2 separate regions of the Homo sapiens genome follow, and region 1 is linked to region 2. A link is a loop called in an ENCODE intact Hi-C map of the cell type or tissue named here. Cell type or tissue: gastrocnemius medialis. All regions are shown on one strand. Links, peaks and the distances in the headings refer to the core of each region. The heading gives the core; the rest is flanking DNA. Region 1 has its middle 23 kb from the start of DDIT4L-AS1. Region 2 has its middle 92 kb from the start of SNORA101A.

Region 1 (12,861 bases), core at 5,891-8,390, 140 kb before region 2:
AAAGAAAAGAAAATCAGAAATTGGAGGCTATAAAGAGCTTCAAACCAGTTGCGACTTGGTCACAAGCACTGAGAAAGGAGGAAGGAAGAAAGACATATTTAAGATGTTTAAGATGCTCTGAAAGTGCTCATGCCAAGTATTACTGCTGTGGAGAATGGAAGTATTCACCACATTTTATGCTGTTGTCTTCAAGACTTAGGTATTCCCATTCTGAAAGGTGGTAAGAAAAATGACTGGAATCCAACACATATAGGTCTCATCCAATAACATATGCAGAATATTTATGGTAAAATCCAAAATGTTATTGCTAGGTAGAATGTATTTAACATGTCAACATTTATTTTAAGACCACCTAAAATGAATTAAGTCACAGTCTGTCTGGATTTGAGCCTGGGGGCACACTCACATGGCACGTGAGTTTGGAATATTCGCTTACCTTTGCTAAACCTCAGTTTTCTCATCTATAAAATAAAGGTTATAATAATCAACAAATATTGAGTGTTTTTATATGCCACACACTGTTTTAGCCACTTATATTAACTTGTTTAATTGATAAATAGCCTCAAGATGTTTTATTTTCATCTGTTTGCAGATGAAAAAAACCATGCCGCTGAGAGATTAAGTTACTTTTCATGATCACATAAGTAGAGGTGAAGGTAGGATTAGAATACAGGCAGTCTGTTGCTATATCTGAATGATAACAGCAAATACTTTCTATACTCTATGCCAGGCACTTATCTAAGAAGTCTATGAGATAGGAACTTTCTTTATCCCATTTTACGGATTAGAAAACTGAGCACGGAGAGGTTAAATATCTTGCCCAAACTGACACAGTTAGTAGGTGCTATGGCAGATCCATCCAGTACGGCTCCAGAGTTTGTGTTCATAGCCTCCATGCTATACTGTCTCAAAGGGTTTTTACGAGCAATAGCTGATAAAATACATGTGAAGTTCTTAGTATAGCACCTGGCACAGAGGAGATGCTTAATAAAAATGAATGAATTATTAATGAGGAAACCCTACAAATGGGCAAATGAGAGATTCTGTAAGTCTAGGATAGCACTGAGCATTCTGTACTGCTAAACATTGTTATATGTGTTATTATGACCCCATCGTTTTGCCTTACATAATTTCATTTATTCATTCGTTCTTTCAGCCAGTCAGTCTTGCCTTGCATGGCATTTTTAATGTACCAACACCACGCCAAGTGCTCCAGTATGTGATGTAGAGATATCTCTTTGACAAAAGGCTCATAGATTTGTTGTACTTAAATTAAAGAAGCACTAAACAACTTTAAAATATTCTATATTAGCAATTTTTTCTAATTAGCTTATTTCAGTGTCTTGAAAGGGACTAATTCTGCAATTTGGTGATGCCTAGTAATATCACGCCATTTAGCTTCTTTGGGCTAAATTTCAGGCACATATCTTGTAACTTTCTCACACATATGACTCTGAGGTGCTTTATCTTTTAATCAGGAAGCTGTGCACTAAAGCTGTTACAGCCCAATGGGTTCTTCTTGCCAGCTGCCCCCCAAAAGCCAATACACTGAGAACAGCAGGTATTGCAGCAGAGAAAGAGTTTAATAATCACAGGACAGATGTGGGAGGAGGACAGAAGATATTTTTCAAATTCACCTTCCTGAGAATTCAGAGGCAATAACTTTTAAGGATACTTTGTCAGGCAGGGGACTGGGGAACTGAAACAATTGATTGTTTGGGGATGGAATCACAGAGATATTGAAACTACAGCTGAGTCAGTTCCCGGCCAGGGGCTGCAGGACCAGTTGAGTCAGTTCCTTGGTATGGGTCACAGGTCTGTGTCTCTTAATATGCCAAAATGCTAAATCTGAGAAAGATCTCAAAGACCAGTCCTTTAGGTCTAACAATAGTGATGTTATTTATAGGAGCAGTTGGGGAAGTTAACAAATCTTGTGACTTCCGGTTACATGACTCTAGGGCAATAAGCAACTATAGAAAAGCAAGCTAAGCAAGCAATGAATAGTTATTGTTTAACCATGCATGTTCTTTAACAAAGTTCAGGCTTCTGCCATTATTCTAATCTTGTGGCTTTTTATTAGTTTTCACAAATACAGTTTCAATCTTTGAAAAACGAATGGATCAGTTCAAGGAAAGGGCTATTATGTTCTCTGCACAAGAGTGGGCAAAAGCAATTTTGCCTGGTAGAAGCAAAATGGAGTCAATTATGTTAAATTTCCCTTACTACTATAATTTTTCAAAAGGTGATTTCAAAGCCTTTTAGCTTTTCACTTAATGTCCTGCTCACTGTTATTTCCTTAAGTTTTAAAAACAATTTCTGTCCCAAATGCCACTTTGCTTCTGCTAAGGGGAAGAAATCTGTATGGCCTGAAAAACACAGAATTTAGAATCATAATATTAGTTCAAGGGGAATTCTCACAGCTCTTTGACCTCTAGCAAGTCATCTAACAGAGCTGAACTTCAGTTTTCTTGTTTTTGGAATGGGGATAGTAATTTCCACCCTGCAGGTTTGTTGAGTGACTAAATTAAGCAGAAAAGGCAAAACTTCCAGCCAGGGCCTTGCTCCACTAAGGCACTCTGCTTGGGCTATGTACTTCAGCTATTATTATTCTAATAATTTTAAAAAAGTATAATTTCATCTTTTTTTGGTTTGAAGTAGTAAACAATTTGTCATTTATAAAAATTTATTTGCTTTTGTATAGGTGAATTTGGTGGTTTTATTTTCTCTTAGGTTTTCAGATAATGATGGAAATGGAGGGGTGCAGTGAAATTTTCTGATGCAGGTACATGTTTTAGGGAGAATAACTTATCATTATGAGTACCAATATAATAGATTAGATAGGATGGCAATGGAAAAAAATGACCCAAGTAGAATTCTAACATAATAAAAAGGAGAAAGGTAAGAACAACAACAACAAAACAGATTTCAAAACCATTTTTAAACCATTTTATGAATAAAGAGAAGAAGCAAAATAATGAGAACTACCTTGACTTCTGTAAGCCAACACTTAAAATTATAAAGCCAATTGAATGTTAGAAGTTGAGGGGCCCTGAAAAGTCAAAGAGAGTTCTTCAATGCCCAGCACAGTCATGCCATTACAGCATCTCTGCTGGGTGGCATTTAAACTTTCTTTCCAGAGAGAAGCAGCTTATCTCCTTGTAAAATATTATAAGGCAGTTCTGATTGCTATAAAGTGCTTGTTCATTTGATCGAGGTGCCAATTGGCACAATCTATCACTCTCAGAGAGATCATATAAATGATCTTATCTTTTAAAAGAAAGTCTTCCAAATAGTCAAAAGATGGTCCTTACTTTAAATTAAACATCCTCTTCTCTCTTAACTGCTCTCTATAAGCTGCTAATAATTGCCTCAGAATGAAGAACCTGGAACAGACATGATTAACAAGTATTTTCTCATGCAACTGTCAAGCCATGTATCTTGTCCCTTACTGTCATGTTTTTTTTTTTCACCTAAAAGCAGATCATTTTGTTAATACCCGCATAAGGATTTAAGACTGTATGATTTCAAAGATATGCTTTTCCTAGCATCATATTATTCTAATCACAGTCTAGGCTTCTGTCTGTAATGTTTTCACTCATTTCTGTGCATTGCAAACTTTAACTCAATTATCCAAACTCAGGCCCCTAACTTTTGCTCCCCAGGCACCACCTTGCCCCTGGAAACAGACAGTTCTTTATGATCTCAGATAACAGCTCTTGTATACATTTATTGGGAAGAAAGTGGAGGAAAAAGGTCAGGTTGTTGTCATTTGTAAGTTTCCTTCATTTTATTTAGAATAGTTTAAGCTTAACAGAGGGTTAACTATGTTAGCAATGCCTTCGAACCAAAAATATTTGAAATATTTTTGCAGAATTTACTCATGTTAAATTGATCTGAAAATGTTTAAGGATCACATGTTTAGATGTTTCTAAGTAGTGCATCCTTTTTCTTAATCAGGAAATCCTATTAATCTCTCAAACTATATTTGTTTTCTAAGTTTTCAGTATAATACAATTTTATTTCCTGAATAATAGAAATAAAAGAAATAGGTTTCTTTTGGTATTAGGTGTATCTAGACATTTTTAAACAAGAAAATTGGGTTTTTTCCTTTTTAAAGTATCAGGTAGCTCGCTTTCCATAAAGTTATAGTTTACTATATATTTTCTTATTGGATAGTGATCACAAAAATGAGTGCTTTCTTTAATAATATTTAGCAGACACATTTATGAAAGCAAACTAATATCACATTTCTTCTGAGTAGTTCCCTGAGGATTTTCTTATTTCCTCTTATTAAGAGGATTCTCCTATTGAGTTTTAAGGGCAGTGAGACTGCATAATATCTAGTGACCGAGTGGATTAATTTACATTATATTTAGAAACATAACCTCCCACATGTTATATCCAAGTTGTAGTCAACAGTTTTAGCTTTCATAAAAACAAGCTTACTATTTTCTTTACCTAATACCCACATACTTTGACTAGGTTACTTTTTGCTGTTGTTTTTGTTTTTTATCACCATTTTGTTTTGAACAATGTTACTGTGATTCTGTTTTTTTCTGATTAATGATAATAGTATGGTCAGCCCTAACACATTAATTAAACTCTCTTTCTTTCGTGATCTTTATTTTCTCAAGAATATAAATCAGTAAAGTCCCCAAAGTGCAAGAAAAGATTTTTGGTGTCATTGAACGTCAGGAAATTCAATATATGTAATTGGAGCATGTATTGAAGTAATATGACGGAAGTCAGTTAAAAATAGATAGCCGTTGTAGTAATTTACTTTTCAACATGCATTTATCAGCACAGGAGTGCATCAAAAAGCTCTTTTTGAAGCACTTGCATTTCCTGTCCTTATTCTTAAAGTTACTTTGAAATTTGAGAGGGAGGGGCATTGCAGCTGCTGGCCAAAGAGCTGCCAAATAAGACATACGTTTAAAGCAGAGAATGGTGCTAGATTCTTACTGAAAAGAACACACAAGGCCTGTTACCCTCATAAACAACTAAAAGCAAAAATAGAGATTGTTGAATGACATTTAGGCTTAGAGGATTAGAGAATCAGAGAATCTTAATGATGGAAGAAGGTCTTTCTTTGCATCTATTAAGAAGATTATCTGAGACTTTAACTCAGATGCCTTCTAGGCACAGGTGATATAAACTAGTGACATTCCAGGTGACTGGAATGTACATATCCATCCACAATACTATCAGGGAATGCTGGCTGTGCTGTACACCATTAGATTTCTGAAGAAAAGAGAGAAATTTGGATTATAATGTGAACATTTCTGGGTCACTGAGCACAATTGCACAGATTGTGAAAGTACAGCTGCACAGCAGCATGCAGTGCCTTGTGACTATTTGTAAGCCAAACAAAAGATTGCATGAGGGTTAAATTCAACCCACCGGTAGGAAGTTTGCAACCCTGTGGTTTAGACTGTTAGAAAGGTTTCATTATTATTATCAAACAGAAAAATCTGTTTTTCAGCAGCTTTGGTTCCCTGGATTTTGGGGTCATGTTGAATGAATGTAATCTTCATGCACACAAGTGTTTCAAATATTTGAAGTCAGTTATTCTATTTCTTTAGACCTAAATTTAGGGTCTAGGGAGACAATCAAAGAAATAAATTAGGTTAGTCTGTTATAAAAGAATGATAAAAAAATGTAAGGTGGCCCCTGGTCTTCACTTCTTTTCCATGTAAGTGCTAACAATTACTTTAGTAATGCATTTTAGAATATTGCCTTAAATTAAAGTCAAGAGGACTAGTGTATTGTTGGAGAATCTGTCAATCTCTGGCCTACCCGGTGGAGAGTTCTAAAGGTCTACCACCTGTGGACTCCTTCCTGCCAAGTCCTTGAACCCTTGAGAGTGTGGCTTGCAGGGTATTTGGTGAGTGGGATCCTAAAATAGTCTGTTGTGTCCACACCTGGTGTTCGGGGAACTTGGAGAGAATTTAGCCTCTTGATGACTTTATGAGCTTTAGATTACATCCTCTGTTGCTAATTCCCTCTGTGTTTGTGGCCATGTTTTAGTCCATTTTCACGCTGCTGATAAAGACATACCCGAGACTGGGAAGAAAAAGAGGTGTAATGGACTTACGGTTCCACATGGCTGGGGAGGCCTCAGAATCATGGCAGGAGGTGAAAGGCACTTCTTACGCGGCAGTGGCAAGAGAAAATGAGGAAGATGCAAAAGCGGAAACCCCTGATAAAACCATCAGATCTCATGAGACTTATTCACTATATGACAGTATTCACTTATAACAGTATGGGGAAGCTGCCCCCCATGATTCAATTATCTCCCCCCAGCTCCCTCCCACAACATATGGGAATTATGGGGTACAATTCAAGATGATATTTGGGTAGGGACACAAAGCCAAGCCCTATTAGGCCTGTATCTGTTAGACTGAAAGGTCATGCTTAGAAAGAAGTAGTAAAGACTACTAAGTTTGTGCTGTGCGCAGTTCCAAGCGCTTGATGTATATTAAATCATTTAATCCTCACAATCACTCTGAGGTATTAAACTTATTTTTACAGACAAGGGAACTGAGGACAAGAAACTTTGCCAAGGTTACACAGTTAACGATAAATCAGGGATTCCAACCCAGGCATTTGGCTTTGGGTTTGTGCATCTTCCGGAGTCTCAGATGGTAGTGGAAGTCCAGGGACCTAGGGTAGACTATAGGAAGGAAGATGCTCTGTGAAAAACAACCACTTGGATAGAGACGCTGATCCACTCTCTGCCCTACATCTGGCCTTAAGCCAGCCTGCTTGTGTGCTTCATACCACCTCTATACCAGTCCACAAGGACAATCGCAAACACTCCTGGGTGTGCATGCAGTGGCCAAGGAAATCTTATTGCTTATTGCTGCCCAGCCTCACTTTCTCCTGTCTTCATCCAGTGTTGAACTCTGGCCTCTGCAGTCACAGTCTACCCTGACTTTAGAAGTTGCTGTTTGTGTTTGGTCCCCTCTACATTTGAACCTTGCCTTGATCTGACTAGCTTTGCCTTTCCAGCATTTAATGCCTCCTGCTGGTGTGGCCCTGCCATGAACCCCAAGTCAATATAAGTTTGCATTTGGATTCCACAACCTCATCAATGGCTGTGAGTCTTTGAAGAAGTTAAGTATGCCTTTGAGGTTTACCCCTCAGGAAAATGAAGAAATTATATCTTGCTTATTGGATTATGAAGATTAACCAGCAACATTCTAGTACAGTGTCTAGTACAAAGTAAGTGTTCAAATGATACTTCTTCTTATGAAGTGGGCCATCCTAGGCCTTGAATTGAAGGATAGAGCATTGAAGAAGCAGGGCTGTGTGGAATTCATGTGCCAGAAGAGTGGCAATTAATTTCCCACGTGGGCAGTGGCAGTGCAGCCAGTAGCAACACTTGGATGCTTGCAAGGAAGTCACTGGGTTAGAAAGTATGAACATTTCAGGCCTCTTCATCCTTATTTAATATGTTCTTAGAAAGGCTACTTTAACTTAACATTGCTGCAGCTATGAACATATCCAATCTTAGTCCATTACTTCTATAACCTGTGTTTCTATAACACTCATTACCTCAAAAGCTATTGTTAAATAGGGGGAAGATATCAATAGGACATGGAATTTGGTCTGGTCATAAGCAATTTCACCACAGTTGCCTACAAGTCACAAAACTGAGTGTAAATTACATGAACACAGTGGGAGGCAGCAAGCCTCAGATGAAGATGCTCTATGGAGCCCATTCACCTCCTGGGGTTCCTCTAGGATCAATTTGGTTGTACTTGAAAGTGCATATTGTTGGGTTCTCCCTATCCTTTTCTTTTTGTCCTTGTTTTCATGATTCAACAAGGAGATCCTTCCTTACACACCCTTTCATTTTTAGCTTTCACTTTTTCTTTTAATAGTAAAATCCTACATTTACTACTGTAACATTTCTTTACGGTTGTAGCTTTTTGTTTGCTCGGTTAGGACTGTTATTATTTTTGTTAGTGCTCTGGTTACAATATCGGTTTTGAGTGACTAACTCTAATCATAATTTTTTCTGTGAATGCTGTTATTTTTAGAATGCAGTTTGGCAGAAAGGACGATTTCTTAGGAATGTTGTATTAGAATAAACAGAAGCACTGGTAATTCCTTCACTTGCCCAGTCACATCAAATCCCAGAGAGATTTGTTAAACACAGAATTGACCTCAGATCTGATTCACAATCTCCCAGGGGTAGCTCTGGAAATTTGTTAATTTGTGACCCAGGTGATTCCCACGTTACACAAATTAGGGAAACTCTGCTCTACCTTGGTTGGGAATAGGCATGCTTTTTTTTAACATTAATATTTTTTACATTTATTTTTACATCAACACAGTATTGCTTTCAATTAATACCCTCCCCTTGTTTTTATTAATTAGTTACAGCTCTACTACTTTATGATCTAAATTGTCCTGATCTGTACAAGGATGCTTCACTCTGCCTAGTTTTATTTGCAAAGGTCCTTTCTAAGGCAAGTATTCACAGACTTCATTTTATTTGCTCATGATAACATTGAATCCAACCACCCTGTGTAAAGGACTGGCTCATATTTCCTATCATATATTATCAAATATTATAACATAACAAAAGCTTTCATTTAAATGATTTAGACAGGATACATGAGTTTTTAAACTGCCTTATAAATAAGTGCAAATCTTGTGAAGATAGGGGTCAGGTGAGAAGTAGAATAAATAAAGGTGATGGGGGAAAAGTGCTTACTAACAGAAGCTTTAAACGCAACTACATAGAAAGGCACGTTGAAGAGATAGTTTTTGTTTGTTTGCTTGTTTGTTTTCACATTTTTTGCTTGCTTTCTTGGTCTAGTCCTGAATTTTTTAAAGAGGAAACTTTGTTTTGTTTATTTTTCCTACTTGAATTAAAGTATAGAAAAGACACATTACAAGACTATCATAAAAGGTTTGTTGTAAACTGTGTAATTTGTTGTAATACTCTGGAAACTCAGAGTAATAAAGATAAACCAACTTATAATGGCAATGCTTGGATTCCAGAAATACTTTTTTTCCATAACAACCTTGTTCATTGCTCTTCTACTTACACCTCTGAGGCCAGAAACCCCACAGTTTATATCAGCATTCAACTGGATTTACTGTTACTTCCTCTGCTTATTAAAGACAAACACAACATATACCAGTCAATAAGCAAAAAGAAATCATTTTTAAACTAATAAAATTCCACTCTTTGCAATGATTTAAAAGTTGCTAGATGAAAGAATTTGAAAGTGCAGCCATTTGAGTTGATTACTATGAAAAACTAAAGCAATACTTTTCAGGGCTTCCAATCAAGAGCAGCTTTGAACTTTGGCTCCCATCGTGCACATCAGTAATTCTGTGACTCAGGCAAATAAAGTATTCTTCGCCCCCACACGATCTGGGAGAGGCCATCTGGTGTGGTGCTATACTCAATAATATGTTATTTTGGGCCTCTACTTCAACTGGGACCCTTTACATTTGTAGACTGATTATTAAAAATCAGTTTTCTCATTGTCTGTTGTTTTTCATCACACCTAAGATCATAAGTGGAGAGTCTTGGGCATACAAAAGTTTGGAGAGCTGGTACTGCCATTTAGGGAGTTATCCTTATGTCATTTTCAGTGAGTCAGGTCAAAACTTCCTGGCTGTTCTCTCCAGCCTCTACAAATACATGAGACCCTAGCAAAGCCTTTTTCACTGGCAAACACTTCCTTTGTTTATTTACAGATTCATGCTATGCTAGTTAGACTTATGTTTGATATGTCAGAATTGTTCCACACAAACCTGAGAACACTGTGATGTAAGTTACCCGAATGAGATTGATGCAGAGCTGAGACCAACAAGAGCCCTAATAATTTGGAATTTAAAATGTTGCAGACTTAACTCCTTTCCATCACTTCAAACAGACATTAATTTCTCATTTCCACCTTTCTACATTCACCTTAAAAGGAGTGGCAATTGTAATGGATGCCACTGTGTGCCATACAGGTCCAGGACACTCATCTACTCAAAAACTGGATGTTTTGGTGGCTGACAACTTTCAGCTGAGACCTTCTGCAGGCAGTACCCTCACCCAAAGTTATGTCCCTTCTTGGAGGCAGCCATTCCAATAAAAAGTCGCAATCTTCCATCCAGTTTCCAGAATTAAGTCAATATTTAGAATAAAACCTATATACAAGCATATTTTGGTGATATTGTGGATATCATTCCAGACTACCACAATAAAGCAAATATTGCAATAAAGAGAGTCCCAGAAATGTTTTGGTTTCTCGGTGCACATAAAAGATATGTTTGCATTATAGTGCAGTCTCTTAAACAATGTACACCCTTTAATTTAAAAATACTTTATTGCTAAAATATGCTAATGATCATCTGAACCTTCAGGGAGTCGTAATCTTTTTGGTGGTGGAGGAGGGTCTTGTCTCAATGTTGGTAGTTGCTGACTGATCAGGGTGGTGGTTGCTGAAGGTTGGCATGGCTGTGGCAATTTCTGAAAATAAAACAACAATGAAGTTTGCCACATCAACTGATTTCTCCTTTCACAAAAGGATTTCCTGTAGCACGTGATGCTGTTTCATAGCATTTGACTCATAGTAGAACTTCTTTCCAAATTGGAGTCAATCCTCTCAAACACTGCCATTGTTTTATCAACTAACTTTATGGAATATTCTAAATCCTTTGTTGTCATTTCAGCAATGTTCACAGCATCTTCACCACGAGTAGATTCCATCTCAAGAAACCATTCTTTGCTCATCCATAAGAGGCTACACCTCATCTGTTCAAGTTTTATTGCAGCAATTCGGTCCATCTTTAGGCTCCACTTCTAATTTTGGTTTTCTTGCTAATTTTACCACAGCTGCAGTAACTTCCTTCACGGAAATCTTGAACCCCTCAAAGTTATCCATAAGGATTGAAATCAACTTCTTCCAAATTCCTGTTAATATTGATATTTTGGCTTCCTCCCATAAATTACAATGCTCTTAATGGCACCTAGAATAGTGAATCCTTTCCAGAGGGTTTAAAGTTACATCCAGATTTATCAGAGGAACTACTATCTATGGCAGCTAAAACTTTACAAAATGTATTATTGAAATAATAAGACTTAAAAGTTGAAATTGCTCTTTGATCCATGGGCCGCAGAATGGATGTTGTGTTAGCAGGCATGAAAACAACATTAATCTTCTTGTACATCTTCATCAGAGCTCTTGGGTGACTAGGGGTATTGTAAATAAGCTGTAATATGTGGAAAAAAAATCTCTTCGTTTGGTTTGTTTGTTTTTGTTTTCTTTTGTGTTGTTTTTGTTCTTGAGGTGGAGTCTCACTCTGCCACCCAGGCTGGAGTGCAGTGGTGCAATCTCGGCTCACTGCAACCTTTGCCTCACGGGTTCAAACGATTCTCCTGCCTCAGCCTCCCGAGTAGCCTACAGGTGCCCACTACCATGCCCAGCTAATTTTTGTATTTTTAGTAGAGATGGGGTTTCACTATGTTGGCCAGGCTGGTCTCAAACTCCTGACCTCAAGTGATCCTCCCGCCTTGACCTCCCAAAATGCTAGGATTACAGGTGTGAGCCATCGCGTCCAGCCCCTGTTTTTGTTTTATGAGCAGTAGGTTTCAATGGGGGGTTTAAAGTATTCAGTAAGCCATTCTGTAAACAGATGTGCTGTCATCCAGGCTTTGTTATTCCATTTATAGAGCACAGGTAGAGTATACTGAGCATTTTCCTTAAGGGTCCTAAGATTTTTGGAACGGTAAATGAGCATTGGCTTTAACTTGAAGTCACCAGCTGCGTTAGTCTTTAATATGAGAGTCAGCCTGCTCTTAGAAGCTTTGAAGCTTGGCATTGATTTCTCCTCTCTAGCTATGAAAGTCCTAGATGGCATCTTCTCCCAATAAAAAGCTATTTCTTTTCCATTGAAAACCTGTTGTTTGCAGTAGGCACCTTCTTCAATGATCTTAGCTAGATCTCCTGGATAACTTGCTGCAGTTTCTATGTCAGCACCTGCTGCTTTACCTTGCACTTTTATTTATTTATTTATTTATTTATTTTGAGACAGAGTCTCTCTCTTGTCGCCCAGGCTGAGTGCAGTGGCATGATCTCGGGTCACTGGAACCTCTGCTTCCCGGGTTCAAGCAATTCTCCTGCCTTAGCCCCCCGAGTAGCTGGGATTACAGGCGTCTGCCACCACGCCCGGCTAGTTTTTGTACTTTTAGTAGAGACGGGGTTTCGCCATGTGGGCCAGGCTGGTCTTGAACTCCTGACCTCAGGCGATCTGTCCACCTCGGCCTCCCAAACTGTTGGGAATACAGGCATGAGCCACCACACCTGGCCACCTTGCACTTTTACATTAAGGAAATAGCTTGTTTCATTAAACCTAATGAACCAACCACTGCTGGCTTCCAACTTTTCTTCTGCAGCTTTCTTACCTCTCTCAGCCTTTATAGAACTGATGAGAGTTAGGGTCTTGCTCCAGATTAGGTTTTAGCTTAAGGGAATGTTAGGCTATTTTGATCTTCTATTTAGACCACTGAAACGTTCTACCCATTAACAATTAGGCTGTTTGGATTTCTTATGATTCATGTGTTCAGGAGCAGCACTTTAAATTTCCGTCAAGAAATTTTCTTTGCATTCACAGCTTAGCTAACTGTTTGGCACAAGAGGTCTACATTCTGCTCTGTCTTGGCTTTTTCATGACATGCCTTCTTCACTAAGCTTCACTTGGCTTTTTTTGTGACATGCCTTCTTCACTAAGCTTAATTATTTCTGGCTTTTGATTTAAAGTCAGAAATATGTGAATCTTCTTTTCAACTGAACACTTAGAAGCCATTGCAGAGTTATTAATTGGCCTAATTTTAGTATCATTGTG
Region 2 (12,861 bases), core at 4,500-6,999:
TTTTCCCCATTTTCACTGTAGCCAAGAATTTGGCCTTATATTAATTCTTCTTGGCTACTTCAATCACTTCTAATCCAGTACCCCTTTCTCCAGACTCCCCTTCCAACCCATTACATATATTGCTGTTAGATTAATTTCTATAAAGCAAAACGAAGACAGCCTGACACCTTTCCTAAAAACCTCAATAGCTCCCCATTGTCTACTAAATTAACACTAACTGATATTCAAACAAGGTAAAATATGGCTCGCATCTATATTTTCCTGATTGTACTACATACAATGTGTTTTTCCTGTCTCATGAAATGTTCTTTTTTTCTCTATTTCCCAACTTCTCTATCAGTCATATACCTTTATCAAAGCCCATCTTCCAGCTTTTCTGTGGAGCTTTCTCTAACAGCCCCAACTGGAGATGATCTCTTCCTCTTATATATTCCAAGCAGTATTTATTTCTTGTTTTTCATTGAAGTACTACTACACATAGTATTTGTTTCTAACTCTTCCTACATTCATTCTGTTCTGCCTTACATTATAGTTGGTTATCTTTATTGGAATCATTCCCTTCTACAAGAAAAAGAGTTATTTGAGGTCAAAGCCTCATTCAAACCAGGTTCTTTGTCACCTTCAGTGCTTGACATAGTATCTGGTCCAAAATATTTGCTTAATACATTCTTGATCTATTGAGTTGGATGGAATGTGTTAGAATTATAGCACCATTTATTTCTAGAAGTCAACCTTAGAAATCTCCACTTTTTGGGAGTGGAGAGAATTAGGAAGAGACCTGTGGGGGAGAAAGAGGGGCCGCAGGGATTCCAAGTGCTTCCCACCCTCCTTTCATTGCACCCTTGCCATTTGTATCAGGCATTCCTTACTTCCAGTTCTTGGACCAAATGGAGACAGAGCTTGCTGGTTGAGAGCCACAGAGCTTACCATACCATAGGGATTTTGGGGGGTGAGGGGTGGGTGGCAAGAGCGTATTCTGCAATATACAGGGAAAATATATTGATTTAATAACATGAGTACAAATTATGATTATTCATTATCTGAGTATTGTTACCTGTGTGACCTACTTTCTTTTAAGACCCCAACTATGTAGATTGTGGCTATAATACTCAGCAGCATTAAATGTTGGTATAAGACACTGTTGTGGGCTGAGTTGTGCCACCTCCTAATATCCTGTTACTTCAGGATGTGACTGTATTTGAAGACAGTAATTTAAAATGATCTTAATCTAATATGGCTGGTGTTCTTATAAGAAGAGGACATTTAGACTCACTTAGAGACACCAGGGATGTGTGCACGCACAGGAATGACCACGGGACAAACACAGTGAGAAGGTGGCCATCTGCAAACAAAGGAGAGAAGCCTTAGGAGAAATCAAACTTGCCAAGACCTCGATCTTGGACTTTTAGCCTCCATATTTGTGGGAAAGTAAATTTCTGTTGTTTAAGTCATTCATTCTGTGGCATTTTGTTATAGCAGTCCTAGCAAACTTATACAGCAAAGATACAAGCATTTTGTTGGTGTAGTTTTTCTAATCCTTCCTTCTCTAATGTTCTGCAGGTACTGCAATGACCTTTTGGTCCCTTTGCTATTTAGAGAAATTCCTCGGGTCTGATCTCAGGTATCCTGAGCACAGTATCATTTCTATGAATATTAAGTTTTGGCAAAATCACATGAAAAACACAATTCTCCTGAGCTAATTGAAAAGCTGGTCACAATGGGGCTACCATTGTAAAAAGCATTTAGAGTGCAACATTTTGTCTATTAAAATTCAGTTCTTTTCAAACCATGCATAACCTTGCCTGGGACACACTCTGAAAGCACTTTCTATTTATGAAGTTTATTGTTCTATTTACTTGAATTTTTCTTCCAAGTTCTGCCTGTGACATTTTTATCTCCTTTTTATAAGGACAAAATAATGGTATACCAGGAGGTTGGTAGAAAACAGACCCTAGAATGATTTTCAACTTTTAACCATGCTCAGATTTCAAGGCCAAGTGACTCAATGTAGCATGCAGAAAGATTGAGTCAGGGCCTGAGGATCAGGCCATGCAGATTTGAAAAAAAAGAAAAAAAGGAAAAAAAAGGACAGAGAGAGATGGGAAATGGCTGGAGTGACTCAGAATTTATTCCCTGGAGTCCAGACCTCCTTGAGTTTCCTTAGCTGAATTCCCGTAGTTAGTTTTGTGTGTGTTTGTGTGTGTGTGTGTGTGTGTGTGTGTGTGCTTAAGCCAGCTTCTAATCTGTTCCCTGCTTTACCATGGAAGCCTTTGTCCCACAGCTGGGGCTCATTTGGTTTGGATTTTCATCTATAAATTGCTGTCAGCAAGGATCTTTGGGAGCTAATTGGTGAAAGTGACCTAACAAGGAACTCCAGAGGGAACCAGAAAGACTCAGAATTTTTATCCTTTTTCTCTTCCCCCAAGAATTTGTGTTACCCTTTGCCAAGGAACAACTAGCTTTGAAGCTTGAGTAATCTTTTTTATTTAAAAGGTAAAAACCACCTTAGATGACATGCCATCAAACAAAACCATGTTTCTTAATCCTGTAGTAGAGAGCAAGGAGTGGCTAGTGTCTGGTATTCAAAGTCCCATTTGGACATACTTCAAAGAAAGACTCCAGGCAGAACGGCTAAAAGCTTTGCCAACACCAGGATATATACATATTTCCAGTTGCTGGGGCCTGAGCTCAGTTCCTGCATCTGAGGAGGATAATAATTGCTGTGCTTTTCATCTTTTTTTTTTGCAGCCTATTAAATGGAGGCCACTTCACAGCAGGACACATAGGTTCACAATAATAATAGCAAAATCTGTAATGATTTGTTTTCCCTTTAGAAAGCATCTTTGCAGTAATCCTGGGACTTAACCGAAGTGCAGAAATTTAACTTGAAATAAAGGAGTCTGGGAAGAGCTCAGGTGATGGAAAAGCAAAACTGGCATCTAAGAACATCTAGGTGTAGTAGGTGTGAATTTCAGTTCACAAACTAAGGCACGCAAACATATAACTTTTAGTTTTTATGTAACAACTATTTTTTATCTCTAAACCTCCATTTTGTGAAAGAAGTGTTATTTCATCTCAGTCAATTCAGTGTCTTCAATGTCCTAATGATTCCTAAATAGCCTCTACCCAATTCTCTGAAATAGGAAGTTTCAAGGTCTCTATTATCCTGTTGGGACTTGGTCATTTGCCTCTACGGCTTGCTGTCCTGATGCACCTTGTGCCTATGTCTAGCCCTGTTGGCTCTGGCTCCGTTGACTACTTGCATGAAGAGTCTGTGAGTACAAGAACTATCAGATCATTTCACAGGGCATGTGAGACTCACCATGTGTGTCTCAACCAGCCATTCAGCCAGTACATCCCCAAGGGTTTTGCCAACACCTTGAGGTTCTATAAGGAAGGAGTGGTTCTTTATTTTTTGGAGATTTCATACCTTTCTTGGGCTTGGCCACATTTTAGGGGCAGAACAATTGCCCCCTCTAGACTCACTCTCATTGTTTTGTCGCCAACTGTCTTTTCTCTTTCCCTTCCCCAAGCCAGGGGGATATTTTGTACATTTCAGTTGAGACAAAGGCATTGCGGGGAACTCTACCTTCCCCAATCTCCTTGATTTGAGAAGCTCAACATTTCTTACATCCCTTGGTCTCAAACACTTGCTTATGTCAGGAGTGCTTTCTGCACCTAAAGACTTTGTCTTCGGAAACATTATCTAGGAAAATTTTTGCTGTGTTTTGCTTTCTGCTCGGTTATATTCTTCTCCTATGCCTAGGAGTATAGGCTTCCCAGGGATTGGGATGAAAGTGAGGGAGGTAGGAAGCAGAGGAGGGACAACTGAGGAGCTTGTAAGGAAAAAAATCTTATTTATTAACATTTCAGATATGATGGCACCTTAATAGCTGCTTGTTTTAGTCTTAGGACTGTGCTGGGACAATGCCCAGCAGCCATATCTCATCTTTCACTCGTAATTTAGAGACTTTCCTTATCTGTTCTCATGCCCATCCCAGTCGCTACCTCTGCCCTCCCTACCGCCCTTAAACTCTATTATCTTAAGCAGTTCTTTGGCCGCACAAGCATTACCCAGGAAGCATCATGTTCCACAATTTCTTCTTGCCTCGTGTATGGATTCCCATTCCTGAAGTCCTTTCTAACCAACCACGCAAAAGATTAGGGAAGGCTCTCCCTGTTATTCACTCTTTTGGTGCTCTATTGTTCTTTCTTCACATGTCACAGTAGCAATTATTTAATTTTGCTACAATTTGCTAAATATGCATCTTTCCCATCATGAAAATAGGGACTATTCTTTCTTGTTTACTACTGTAGCCATAGCACTTGGCATATAGTAGGTATGGGATAAATAGGTATTAGCTAATGAATTAATGAATGATAAACTAGCTATTCATGTTGCAGGGAGTTCCCACAATGTGAACAGTAGGAACTTACCACATGAGTTCCTACTGCTTCATGCACTTTCACATAAACCTTATCCATATCCTTACCCCAGTTCTCTGAAAAAAAGCTTCGTTATCCCTGTTTTGGAGCAAATATTCTGAGGGTCTAAGAGTTGGGGGAGATTGTTTCTAAGGTTATTCAGCTAATAAAAGGCAAATGTTTATTGATTCACTATTTAACATATGTTTTCCTTAGCATCTGCTTGTCTTTAAACATAATCTTACACCTTCTATGAGTGACTGATACCTCACTAGATGATACTTACTTTTTCAAAAAGAGTCATGATTAAACCAAATGAGTCTCCAGTCAGGTTAGCGCCCAGTGGAAAGAACTTTAGGCAGATTATAGTGCCAGAGTTGGTTGGAAATCCTTCCCTACATTACTTAAATTACAATATAAAGATGTTCTTGTGTTCTGCCCCCTTTTTCCCTTTCTCCTAAGCACCAGACCTGTTCCATTTCAAATACTGTATTCATTTCATTTTTTAGGGCCTTTGTTTCAGAGTATGAGTCTGTGACTGTGGCTCAAGTGTCTATGCAAAACACTGAAAACAAAGCAGAAAATTCCCCTCTTCCCCCAAAAAAGAACACATTCCTATTTTTTTCTATTAGTGGTTTGTGTTATCAAATGTAAGAAACATGTGCCAAGATAAATAATTATGCAATAAAAATATGATGGATTTTGTGACTTTAAAAGAATACATCAGGGGCAGGTTGTGGTTGGTTGGGGGAGATTAATATGCACAGGGGACTGGAAAGCAATTTGAAGGAGAGGAGGTTTACACTGGGCCTCAAAAAGTATAAAATTTCTTTATACTTTGAAGCAGGCAGGCAGATAAGAGGTGATTGCAGCAGTAATGGGCATTCCAAGAAAACCTAGTGGTTTATCCTGGCTCTAGATCTTCAATTTAGAGAACTTCCGAGAAGTACAGGCGGCCCTAGGGTCAGCTTACAAGTTGGAAAATAGCACATTCGGTTTGAGTTTCATTGAGGTTTGAATGTCTCGGGGCCAGCTTAGGTGTACCTCAAACAGAGCCAAAACTCTAGATCAGTTTCAGAGCTCTCCTGCTCTCCTGGATATGTTCCTGACCACAAGACCAGTCTCTGGGTCACAGCAGCTGAGATCGGGAAGCCCTCCCCAACAAACCCCCCACCCACTGCAGATGGAGTTAGTAATGGTCCGGGTCGAGCAACCTCGGGAACTCTTGCTTGTCCCCTGGTTGCCATCATGGCAGTGTTCACTTGGATTACAGGGCCGCCTTCCCTCCATGCTCTGGACTCCTTGAGATCAGGGTTCTGTTTTATTCTCAGTGTTGCAAGCATCCACAGTCAGCATGTGATACTTTCCTAGCACCTAGCCTAGAAGGGACCCAAGTAATTGAGTGGGAATAAAGAGACAACACTGCCAACCTCAACTTCCTGCTAGTCTTCATATAGGCAATGTATTTTTATGTAAGTTGTATACATCTCATCTAACTCTCTGACTTAGATATTCTTATATAGCTATTTTTTAATATACTGTAATTATAATACGGTATATATCATCTTACTATTTCATAGATGAAAGGAGACTGAGTGGTTAAATGACCACAGTTGCAGGCAAATACTGTACTGTGTGCTCTTCCTTATAGAGTTAGCTTCAGCCTTATGCTTAGAAAGAGGAGCAAGTCCTGGAGAAGAATTTGATGGGACCCACAAAACTCACCCACCATTTACCGTAAAATCAGATATGCCCTTTTTTCTTTTTTGGAATTTCTCTGTTGGTTAAAGTGTCATCTTCAGAGGGCCCTTTTTAAAATTCATTTGTTTCTTGATAGTGATTACTTGATAATAAAGCTCACATGAGGTGGCTCATTTAGTTTTTCAATAACAATAATAATACTTAATTAGTGCTCTTTTGAGTGCTTTACATATTTTATTTTATTTTCTGTATTTATTTATTGGAAACAGGTTCTCCCTCTGTTGCCCAGGCTGGAGTGTGGTGGTACAATCATAGCTCCCTGCAGCCTAAAATTCCTGCGCTCAAGGGATCCTCCCACCTCAACCTCCCAAGTGGCTGGGACTATAGGCACTTGACACCATGCCCAGCTAATATTTTGTATTTTTTGTAGAGATAGGGTCTTGCTTTGTTCCTCAGGCTGGTCTTGAATTCCTGTCCTCAAAAGTTCCTCCCACCTTGGCCTCCCAAAATGTTGGGATTATGGTCATGAGCCACTATGCCCAGCCAACATATGTTATTTTAATCTTCACAACAACCTAATGAGATCGATTCTGCTTTGTCCTAATTTTATAGATGAGAAAACTGAGGCAAATGGAAATTAAGTAATGTTACAAAGGTAACCCAGTTAAGTAAGTGACACAGCCAGTATTCCAAACAAATAATCATTCAATGCCATCATATATTCATTGAGGGCCTGCTCTGTGCCTGGTATTGCCATGTGGTGGGAGATAGAGCAATGCACAAAGCAGACAAGGTTCTGTCTTCATGGAGCTTGCATCCTAGAAGTGGATGCTAGGCTGTATACCAAAAAATAAATATTGTCAATCAGACAAAGTAAAGGCCATAAAGGGAATAGCTAGGCTACCCTACCCTTCAAGTCTGACTAGGTCAAGGGAAGAGGGTGGCTATGAATGGCCTGGAAGGAGGTGACATTTGAACTGACACCCATAGAATGAGAAGGTGCCACCTGTCAAACGTGTTATGGCAAGAGAATGGAGAAGACCTTGTTGCTTGCCCTTGGAGCTTGGGAAGGAGGAAGAAGCAAGACTACGTATGTTTTAACAGGTAATGGGTAAGAGTTGGAATTTATTCTAAGTTCAGTAGGAAGAGTTTTATTCAGGGTAGTGAAGTGATCTGATTTATATTTTATAAATGTCACTCTGTTGATAAGAATGATCTGTAGCTGGTGCAGACATGAGGGTAGGAGAGTGATCAGGAGGCCATAGCATACATAGCCCTGGTCAGAGGTGATGGTGGCTGTGGCTATGTGGAGGAGGGAGTAAGGGAGGAATATTTTGGAGGTTGAGCCTACAACTTTTACTGATGGATTAGACAGGGAAAATGAGAAATGAGAAAACTGGGATGTCTTGTACATTTTTGACTTTAGTTACTGGCTGAATGTGCGATTTTGATGAGGTGGAGAAGGATTGGGAGGAACCAATATTGAAAAATGAGATGGAATTCAAGCTTTTTTGTGTGAAATATTATTTCGAGTGCCTTTAAAACATCCAAGTGGCATATTAAGGAAGCAACTGTATATGCTATTAGGAATTATCCGTGTTACACAGAAGCCTAATGAGATTTAATGACATCACAATAGAATCTTTATGGTTTCAACATTTCTGCTCCAGAGGAGAATTCATTTAAAAAAATATGCCTTGACACTGAAAATTCCTACTCTTATGAAAACAAATGGACTATAATTTTCACCAGTATCTCAGTACAGCAGTAATGTTAATCCGGCAGCACACACAGGAAGCAAGCTAAGTGCAGTTGGGAGATTGCAGATGGGTGTGAGCCACAAACACACACCATTCCTGAAAGAAGTAGGGAACAACAAGGGCTGCATATTGGAGGTAAACACGGCCTCTTAGCAATAATACTGCTTAAAATATTTCTATTAAAATCTGAACCTTGAGCAAATACAAAGACTATGTTTAACAATAGGGATATAAGAATGTACCCATTCCCATGGCAGTCTGGTGTGGGACAAGAGTAGGTGATGTGTGGAAGATTAGCAGGATGTGACAATATGGAAATCATTCTCTCAGTCACACTTGACAAAGGGTTTTCACTGAGTCTTGCTGATGAGGAACTGGAAATATACATCACAACCCCCACTGTGCATCCTTTATGATCTGCTGACTGGATTGTCGCCTAAGTCAGTTGTATAATAAAATAAATATGTATCTAATTCTAGTTTAGGTTCAATCCTTTAAGGCTCATCCATTTTTCATTTTCTTACTCACTAAGTTAAAAATAAAGAGAACTTCCAGATTTTATTAGAGCCCTCCTGGCAATTAGTGCAGTTAAGATTCTTGTCTTCAGGATGGTCAGAACTAGTTGGTAGAACCTCTCACATGATGCCAGGTTAATTCTTTCCTGGATAGGTTACAAGTTTCACTAACAGCTTGAAACATGAACACAGATGTGCAGGTCACATTTCCTGTCTAAAAGCTAACAGAGAGCAGTCCTAAGCAGTGGGATGTAGCTCCGGTGGCCTTTGTGCTGGAAAAAGGGAGATAGGCAAAGGTGTGGAGCAGTGAGCACTTCTACAAATTAAATAAAGAAAAGAAAAGGCCTAGATGGGCAGTCTCAGCTGCTACGGGATCTGAGAGCCGGCCAAAGGCACAAGGCACTGGGTGCTGGGAAGCAGAGCTGTGGGGAGTTAAGGGTCATGTAGCGGGGGAAATTCCAAAATTCATCTTTAGATTTTCAATTTTGAATATGGCTTACTCTTGCACAAAATAGATCTTTACCTCTCTTATTTGACTGGAACCAATCTATCCTCTGGAATTTGGGAACCCAACCATTCATGTCAGGCCTAAGGCTGGCCTTAGTGTTAACTCTCCCTTAGGCCTTGCCCAAGTCACTTGCTCAGGAAGTCAAGAAGAATCATTCATCCTTGTTAGTTAATGCTTACATATCATTGTATGCTGGCCATTTTACTGACTAGGCAACTTGCTAAGAACTACATTCTCTGAGTCACTGAGGGATTAATGGAGCAAGACAGGAGATTTGGCAAATTTGGCATCCAGCAGTCTGGTTAATCTCCTGCATTTTTCAGGACACCAAGAACTGCTGGGACAATGACTAAGTCAAAAACTCATTTGCCATGGAAAATTTTACTTGGTTTCTATTATTTTATACCACAAATCATGCTCTGCATTTAGAGTGTTCGTTTGCCTACCTATATGTCCATTAGCAAATATGAGAAAACATATCCAAAAGCCTGTTAGATGAAGAAACAAAACTGGATCCCATGTTAGGCCTTATCAAATGCATTCACAATGGCACATGAATATATATATGGTGCATATTTGGGTGTTAATGAGAAATGCACTTTTAAGTTATATGAACAAAAGAAATAGCATGGATTTATAGCATGTAACAGCTAAAGGAATGTTAGAGATGATGTAGTCAGGTGTTTCTCAAATGGTTTGTAAAGTTTAGCACATTTTCTTCAAGTGAAAGTGCATGCAGAAGCCCAAATATACTGAGCGGGTGGAGGGAGGGCTGTGCTTTTTCTTACCTTCTCTGAGACAACGCCATAGAAATGGTGGGATTCAGCAGGCTCTTTCTGCAAATCCAGCTGACTGGCATTATTGCTAAGGAAACTGTTACCCAGATTGACCCAAAGTTATGTTGTGAACAATTTAAGTTACCACAGCTAGACCTTGGTTCTACTGACTCTTGGTCCATTGCATCACTTACTAGGAATCAGTTTTTCCACTGAAAATGTGTGTGGAATCCGTGAAGGAAGGACTATATTGTTCTTGTTATTGTTATTGCTTTTGTTTAGCTATTCCTCGCTTTCAGGAAAGAGTTAGATGATTAGAAGGAATCACATGCTTTTATGTTTCATTCTTTTCTGGTATTTGGGAAAAATACAGCTTCATTAGATAAGGACATGAGTTTCTCCACTCTATTCCTAGGTTATCTCTTTGACCCAATTGACAATGCCACAATCCATGCTCCAGCTTCTCAGGGTCCAGCTGACCTCTTCCTTCTCCCTAGACCGCACATAGTTTGGCTGGCATCACTCATCTGCTTCTCCTCTGTATGCCCTGTTCCCATATTTCTAGCCACAACATCCTAAATCTCATATCTCAACTGTCCCACAAGGTTTTTCAGATGCCCCACTTGGCTTTCACCCCTCTTCTGCTGTTTCTGTAGACTAGCACTTCTCAGAGCACATCTGGTTTGGTGTTATTTGGTGTCTTTCTTCTTCCTTCTCAGTTGTGAACTCCTAAAAGAGAGCAGAAACATGTCAGATTCATAGCACTAGATAAAATTCTCATACCTGCAGTCCCCAAACTGTTAGCTGAATGTAACTGCACATGATATATAGAAATAGTCCTACAGCCAAGTTTTTATGACGTATGCCAATGAAGGTACAGATGGGTAGCAGAGATGGGTGGTAGATGCTTTAAAAAGTAATTTTTATTTTTTCATATAAAAATCTGAGATTTTGAGTATGTAGGACTTAAGAGTTATTCAGCCTGATTTTGCAGTTTCCTATAAAATTCTTCCCCATGCTTTGCTCTTTTTGGGGTATTTCATTACAATTGATACATAATATCATGATTAAAAAAATTTATTTTCTATTTTAAAGAATTAATTCCTCAAATATACTGTTTTCTGACTCAGTTTTCCACAAAATTATGAAGGTACTTCCAGTTAACTTACTTTTTGTATATAAATGGATGCATTATATATGTATCTAACCATCTATCATCTCTATGATATAAGATAGTGAGGAGCAGGTTTAAACATTTTTTATTTTGGTTCCTTCTTGATTATAGACTTCAGCCATCTGTGTTGTTATCCTCCTGGGATAATCTTTTAAAAGATTCTTATTTTTAACAAGACAACACATGACATTATAATTAAGAGCATGCCTGGGTTTGAATCACAGTTCCACTACTCATTTGTGTAAATTAGGGCAAGTTACTTTATCCCTCTGTTTCTGTTTCCTAACTGTAAAATTGGGATGATAATAATAGTACTTACTTCCTAGAGGTGCTGTAAATACTAAATGAAGTCATACTTAAAGTGCTTAGACCAGAACCTAGGATAAGAGAAATGCTTTATTAGTTTTAGGGGCTATTCTAGAACGCTTTTTTTCATTTTCCCTCTTTTACTCCCTCCCCTACACATGCCTTTTGGTACATTCTAGAGCATTAGTTATGTGGTTAAGATGAACATGAGTAAACATAGGCATGTACAGCTCTGAGACATATTTCTGTAGGGTAGATGCTAATGTCAATGTAAGTGCTCTTGTAGCAAGGTTGCTGTTAAAGAGTAAATGGTCCTGCTCATAACTGAGAGTAGAATATGTGGAGGGATAATTAGAAGTATAGTCACTGCATTAAAAAAATTCAGATAATATAGCATGGGCTTTTACCATAGGCAACTTTGGTATATTATTAAGGTCTGAACAGAGCTGCATATTTTGAAAAGCCATTTTAGACTGAGGAGTTTGCTGATGTTAAAGAAGTGCAAATATATTCAATCAATCGGTGAATGGTGGGGAGAAGTGTCTGCCTAATATTGAATTCCTTCAGATTATTATTATTTACAGGTCTTTGGGAAACAAGGCTGCTTGCATGCACTGAGTTGCTTTTAATGATCCCCTTGCCTGCCATCAGTCTGCATAATAAAACTAGCCTTTGTGGGCATTTTTCCTGAGTTTTGAAACTCTGCAGGTTTTTTCTTTACCCTCTTTACATTTCTAAAGCATATGTGTTTAGTAGAGAAAGACTCCAAGTTGTGCTCACTGTGCTTGATTGGACACGTAGTTTTTCTGCTTTGGGTTTTAAATAGATTTGCAGATTTAGGAATCTGCAGAGGTAAAGCTGCCCAAGCCTTCCTGAATGGACTACCCACTCCTGTAGCCAGATAATTCAGCACCCACCAGCACTTTACAGTTATGTTTTCCATGCTTATTCAGATGCAAATCCCAAACCATATGTTTACCTTTATGTTTAACATCATTATTTACAGCAAAAAAATTATAAATCCTTCATTCATATGAACTCTAGTAGGCAAGAAAAGGGTAACAGGAAATGGGATTTATATATGTATATAATTATTTTTGACCCATAAAAGTTGTGGGATGGCTAAGGAGCTTGGCCAAGTAGTTGTATGGAAAAGTACAGGCTAATGCCAAATACCTAAATAAAAGCTAAAGAACTCATAAAAGTGTTCAGACAGTCTGTCTCCATAATATCAGACAGCCAGATATATGAAAATATTTGCATAATGAACGAAGTTTTTCTAGATTTTTTTTTCTGATTGCGATGCATTCAGAGGTCCACCTGACTCTAAATTATTAAGTTAGTTCTTGGTGTCTCTAGTGCTACCTTCTGTGTATGTGACCCAAAATGGTATTAGAGGGTTAGAGGCTGACCTAATACAGTTATTGCCCTAGGTGGTCTCTACTTATCTAGGCATGATACCACCTTGAGGAAAGGATCCCTTAGTGATCTACTAAGTTAATTCATCTCTAAGGGAAACAATTGCCCCAAAGATTAGTTTAATAACAATGGCTCTGGGAATGTTGTAAAAACATCTAGGAGAATTTGGTTTTGTTTCTAGAAGAAATCAAGACAAATCTTATGTCGTGCTGTCTAGAGTTACTATTAAGCATGGCCATCTGTGTATTTCTGAATCTATCTAAACTTTAGTTCTTTG

What was found. Peaks named below come from ENCODE experiments on the same cell type or tissue, not always from the same donor. Only the 100,000 strongest peaks of a DNase experiment are listed, where the experiment ranks them.
Region 1: a loop joins it to region 2, with 3 times the contacts of the local background. A loop is called at or near these places in 1 of 110 quality-filtered maps.

The regions. Positions count from the first base shown.
Region 1 is chr4:100,160,649-100,173,509 of GRCh38, forward strand. No RefSeq gene overlaps it. Among named protein-coding and RNA genes, the nearest start is that of DDIT4L-AS1, 23 kb to the right of the region's middle. In gastrocnemius medialis, for the core only: no CTCF peak of the experiment used is centred there; no DNase peak of the experiment used is centred there; H3K27ac peaks cover 677 bases.
Region 2 is chr4:100,297,082-100,309,942 of GRCh38, forward strand. No RefSeq gene overlaps it. Among named protein-coding and RNA genes, the nearest start is that of SNORA101A, 92 kb to the right of the region's middle. In gastrocnemius medialis, for the core only: no CTCF peak of the experiment used is centred there; a DNase peak (open chromatin) is centred at 5,500; H3K27ac peaks cover 2,500 bases.